2 separate regions of the Homo sapiens genome follow, and region 2 is linked to region 1. The links are chromatin loops, found by intact Hi-C in ENCODE. Cell type or tissue: mesothelial cell of epicardium. All regions are shown on one strand. Each heading gives the region's core, and the rest is flanking DNA. Links, peaks and the distances in the headings are about the cores only. Region 1 overlaps COL26A1 (collagen type XXVI alpha 1 chain). Region 2 has its middle 40 kb from the start of CUX1.

What was found. Peaks named below come from ENCODE experiments on the same cell type or tissue, not always from the same donor. Only the 100,000 strongest peaks of a DNase experiment are listed, where the experiment ranks them.
Region 2: a loop joins it to region 1, with 31 times the contacts of the local background. A loop is called at or near these places in 1 of 110 quality-filtered maps.

The regions. Positions count from the first base shown.
Region 1 is chr7:101,434,138-101,436,937 of GRCh38, reverse strand. All of the region lies in intron 2 of COL26A1 (collagen type XXVI alpha 1 chain), which reads right to left. Among named protein-coding and RNA genes, the nearest start is that of COL26A1, 73 kb to the right of the region's middle. RefSeq lists an enhancer at 1-592. In mesothelial cell of epicardium, for the core only: a CTCF peak has its summit at 803 (motif pointing right); DNase peaks (open chromatin) are centred at 647 and 1,148.
Region 2 is chr7:101,776,447-101,779,246 of GRCh38, reverse strand. No RefSeq gene overlaps it. Among named protein-coding and RNA genes, the nearest start is that of CUX1, 40 kb to the left of the region's middle. In mesothelial cell of epicardium, for the core only: no CTCF peak of the experiment used is centred there; no DNase peak of the experiment used is centred there.

The DNA.
Region 1 (2,800 bases), core at 155-2,654:
ATTCGAGACCAGCCTGGCCAACATGGTGAAACCGTCACAACTGAAAATACAAAAATTAGCCAGGCATGGTTGTGCACACCTGGAATCCCAGCTACTCAGGGGGCTGAGGCAGGAGAATTGCTTGAAATCAGGAGGTGGAGGTTGCAGTGAGCAGAGATTGTGCCACTGCACTCCAGCCTGGGGGACAGAGTGAGACTCTGTCTCAAAAAAAAAAAAAATGAAATGCTGGTGGGGAGGGCTCCCCGGAGAAATGAGGTCCCCATCACTGGAGGTGAGTAAGCAGAGGTCTTGGCTCTCTGGTCTCCAAAGTGGATGTGGCCCAAAGCGTCACGAAGTCCTGCCTCGGGTGCGGGGGGACATTGCACCATCCAGGGATCGCCTGCTCAGAATGACTCTGCCAGCCCAGAACCTTGCCTGGGGGAGCCAGATGCCCCTCCCTCACTGGGCACGTACCCCTTCTCAGCCTCCATGCCTGCCCGCCCCCGACTCCTCCCCTGGCCTCCACTTCCTCACTAGGAACCCCCACGAGGGGAGAAACAGACTGGGAGGTTCCGAGTCAGGCTGGAGACTCAACAGGAAACGAGAGTGGAGGTTTCAGAGCGGGAGGCAGGGGATTATTAATCTCTTGATTAATAGCTGCAGGCCAGCGGGGAGGGGAAAGGGGCTTCCCACTGCATTTCTGAGGCCTCCAGCCTCCCCAGAATCCAAGCTAGACGTTCCCGAGAGCCAGACGGAATGGACAGTGGGCCCAGTGGGCAGGGTCTTCTGCCAAACCTCACCTCACCCTCTGGCCCAGGGTCACAGTCCACCTGGGGGCGGTGCGGGGTGGTGCAGTGGATGCAGCCCAGACAGGCCCCCACTGCTTGGGGTGGGCAGCCATGGTGAGCTTCTCAACCCAAACAGTCCCGCTAAGGAGGAGAGGCAGGGAAGAAAGAGCATGTTTTAAGAAAGCACTTCAATCCAGGACTTTGTGTTGCCTTGCGGGCATCCATCCTGAACAGCAGGCGACCCAACCAGAGGGGGGAGGCTGGCGGGCAGGGGGCCGTCTGGCAGAGGGGAATGAAGGAGGCAGATGAAGCCCCGGAGAGTTCCGGCAAATCCCTCTGCTCAGCACATCTGGAAAAGGTTGGCTCTAATGCCATCAAAGGACTCCGAGGGGCCTGGGAGACAGCCAAGGGCAGGGGAAGCCCGGCCGAAGAAAACTTAACCCCCCGAGTCCCTGGGACTTGTCCTTCTAAGTCTATCAGGCCCCAGAGCCCCAGCCCGTCCCAGCCAGCAGCCAACCGAGGGGTTTAGGAGGGGACTAGGGTGGTGTCAGTGACACCCAATGTCCGTGACGCCCAACGTCCCCACTGCAATGAACAGAGCCCAGCCGGGGCTGTGATCCACTCCAGAGGAAGGTGGGGGGGTTCTATTTCCCAGGATGGGAAACTGAGGCACGGAGGAGGGAAGCATGGTTTGTCTGTCTGCCTTTGAGTCCCCGACCCTGGCAATAAAGTCACCCAGTCCAGTCCAGCCTCCCAGCCAGCAGGGAGGGGGTTGGCCCAGGGTGTCTGCCTCCAGCCAGGGGCTTCCTCCAGGGGCGACTACATGGCCTGAACAGCTGTCTTCTTTTTTTATTGAGATGGAGTCTCGCTGTGGCCCAGGCTGGAGTGCAGTGGCACAATCTCAGCTCACTGCAACCTCTGCCTCCCGGGTTTGAGCACGTCTTCTGTCTCAGCCTCCTGAGTAGCTAGGAGCAACCGCCATCACACCTGGCTAATTTTTGTATTTCTAGTAGAGACAGGGTTTCACTATGTTGGCCAGGCTGGTCTCGAACTCCTGATCTCAGGTGATCTGCCTGCCTCAGCCTCCCAAAGTGCTAGGATTACAGGCGTGAGCCACCACGCCCAACCCTGAACAGAGCTCTTTCCTCCTCACCAGCATCTCTTCCCCTAGTGAAATCTCCTAGTCCCCCAGGTCTCTGCTAAATGTCACTCCCAAGGGAAACCCACGGACCAGGTCTCCCTCCAATGCTGTGAATCTTTGAACATGTCCTCCCCGCATCAACCCTGTACACACGAGGAGAGGATCGTGTTCTCTCTACACACTAGTTCCTGGCCCTTCACTGCTCAGACAACATTGAATGAACAATTGAATAGATGAACACATGATCTGCAAAACCCCAGGTAAGGTCACTGTCCCCAGTACACCCAACCGGAGCAGGCAGGTGCCTGCATTCTTGTCCACATCATGCTGTTGACTGGGCACCCTGCCTCGCACCCTGTCCCCATGCTCACTAGTGAGCGTTAGTTTTGAGTGCCGCCTTCTCTCCTCACCAACACACTCACTCACACACAATACAACATTCTAATATTATTAAAAAAAAAAAAATCAGGCCAGGCGCAGTGGCTCACACCTATAATCTCAGCACTTTGAGAGATAGAGGCGGGAGGATCACTTGCGTTCAGGAGTTCAAGACCAGCCTGGGCAACACAGTGAGACCCTGTCTCTACAAAAAATAAGAACAAAAAGAAATTAACCAAGCGTGGTGGCGTGTGCCTGTAGTCCCAGCTACTCGGGAGGCTGAGATGGGAGGACCACTGGAGACCAGGAGTTGGAGGCTGCAGTGAGCCATGATTGTGCCATTGCACTCCAGCCTGGGCAACAGAGCAAGACCCTGTCTCTACAAAGACAAAGAGAAAGAGAGAGACAGGAGGGAGGGAGGAAGGGAAAAAGAGAGAGAGGTGGGGCGGGAGAGAGAGAGAGAGAGAAGGAAGGAAGGAAGGGGAGAGAAAGAACGAGAGAGAAAGAGAGACAG
Region 2 (2,800 bases), core at 252-2,751, 340 kb before region 1:
AACTCCTGGGCTCAAGTGACTCTCCCACCTTGGCCTCCCAAAGCACTGGGATTACAGGCGTGAGCCACCATGTTTGGCCCTAACTGGCCTTTTAGATGAGATAATGGGGCAGGCTGCAGCCTAGATGAGCCAGAAGGGACACTTGGCTGTTGGTTCCAAGCAGAAGGTAGTGAAGGTCCTACTCTGGGACTCCCATCAAAGCTCGATCATGAGGCTAGGTGCTGTGGCTCAAGCCTGTAACCTCAGCACTTTGAGAGCAAAAGAGGGAGGATTGTTGAGGCCAGGAGTTCGAGCCAGCCTGGGCACCATAGCCAGACCCCCATCTCTACAAAAATAAGTAAGTAAATAAATAAATAAATATTAAAGAAAAGATTCAATCATGGACTGTGGGGCATAGAATGACTCGACTCTCTCCTGCTCGGACCAGAGGTGAGAGAAAAGAAGTGAGCTTGCTTCTCCTGTTTCCAGCGTCTAAGATCCATCTACTGCTTGGAGGTAGAAGGAGAGAAAAATGAGAAAAGAAAGAGGAAGGAAGGTGGTGGCCGGGCGCAGTGGCTCACACCTGTAATCCCAGCACTTTGGGAGGCCAAGGTGGATGGATCACCTGAGGTCAGGAGTTCAAGACCAGCCTGGCCAACATGGTGAAACCACGTCTCTACTAAAAATACAAAAATTAGCTGGGCATGATGGCGGGAGCCTGTATCGCAGCTACTGGGGAGGCTGAAGTGGGAGAATCGTTTGAAGGGCAGGTGGGGGCTGCTTCGGAGGGTCTGCGGTGGATGGCTGCGCTGCCTACGCTCTTGGGCCCTGCTCCTCGGTGGGCCAACCCCTGCCTCTCTGCCAAAGCCACCAGCCTGTGCCAGGGATGGATCCTCGGGCTTCCCTGCCGCCCTGCTGGCCTGCCAGCCTCCGCGACAGCCTTTTTCTCGTTCTGCTCGTTTCTGAAGCTTCCATTCCAACGCTTTTTGCACAGATGCCTCATGCATCAGTCCAATGCTAAAAAGATGCAGTAAGTGAAATTTTTGCCATATGTTAATACACATGTTTCAGTTTCCATAAATGCTCAGTGTGGTTTTTATGGTACGCGGGATGGTGGTGTTTATACTGTTTTGAGGGGCTTTGAATTCAAATGTGCAAATGATTTTTTTACAAGATGTGATTCGAGGGAGAGCCACAGTTGGGGTCGCCTGCCATCCAGATGGAGGAGGCTTTCGGCTGTTTTGAGTCTGCCACTTGTGACTCTGGGTAAAACCCTTCCATCCCCCGGCACCCTCTTCCTCTTCCTGCTCCCATCGCTGTGTGCCCGGTCCCGGGCTGGTTGGAGGAGTTGACCAAGGCAAGGGTATTTGGGGATCAGGGTGTGTATCATACCCTGATGGACAATCATCCAGGCCCTCACATCCCAAGTGTGACCAGATAAGCTGGTGGGACTGGGAGGAGGGGATGTCACAAAGGAAGGAAGAGGAAGGAGGAAAAGTTGCAGAAGACTGAGGGGATCACTGGAGATGCCAAGGTGTCGGGTTGGCTGAGTGTGGGTTTGTATGAGGAAAAGCTGGAGGTAAGATAGGACGGGTGGAGGGGGGAGAGCTGGCCCAATCCAGCCTCCCCTCTCACCTCTGCCCGGCTAGTGCTGTAAGTACTGCAGGCGTGCTCACTGCAGCGTGGACAGACCTCCATGCCTTCATGCGAGACGCTCTCTCTGCAGAACCTCCTTCTCCCATTTTCCAAACCTGCAAAATCCTTCCTGATCTCTCAAGTTCCCACCTCCCTCTGTCCTGCCCCTGGGTTCTGTCCAGGTCCTCTGGTGTCACATTCATTGCAGAATACATGCTCCTCTGGCCAAGGGCCTCTCTCTGTCTCTCTGAGCTCCCTAAGGATGAATGAGGCTTGCTGTTTTCTTGTTTCTTTTCTTCTTTTTTTTGAGACAGAGCCTTGATCTTGGCTCACTGCAACCTCCACATCCCAGATTCAAGTGATTCTCCTGCCTCGGCCTCCGGATGGCTGGGATTACAGACGCATACCACCACACCCAGCTAATTTTTGTATGTTTAGTAGAGATGGGGTTTCATCATGTTGGCCAGGCTGGTCTCCAACTCCTGACCTCAGGTGGTCCATCCGCCTTAGCCTCCCAAAGTGCTGGGATTACAGGCACCCGCCACCATGCCTGGCTGATTTTTGTATTTTTAGTAGAGATAGGGTTTCACCATGTTGGCCAGACTGGTCTCAAACTCCTGACCTCAGGTGACCCACCCACCTTAGCCTCCCAAAATGCTGGGATCGCAGGCATGAGCCACCATGCCCGGCTCCACTTGCCATTTTCATGTTCTGCTCCCCAGAGCTTCCAGGAAGCCCACAGAAGGGAGGAAGAGAGGTGTGGAAGGCTGGCCAGCTCTAGCACCTAGCGGGAGATCTGGAGTGGTCCTGGTCCCCTTCCTATACCAAGCCTACTATCTCCTTCCGGCCCAGGGTTCCCATGAGGAACTGAGCTGAGCTCAGCAGTCACACCCCCTTGCCATCAGCCAAAGGCCCGGGAGCGTCTGCAGCCCATCTCAGCCAGGTCTAGCCCTCCAGATCACTCTTCAGGATGATGCAGGGTGACTGTGTGGCTAGACCACTGCCGGGCACTGGGAAATGTCCTGATGGAGAGAGGGCATCTCTGAGGGCACCAATGCTCTGTCCTGGGAGGTGCAGGTGTCTTTAAGGGTGTCCTTTGAGGACAGAGGGGAGCAATAGCCCTCCCAGCCTTGCCCTACTTTGGTATCCTAGGGCCTCGTCCTGCTCCACACACTCCAGTCCTTCT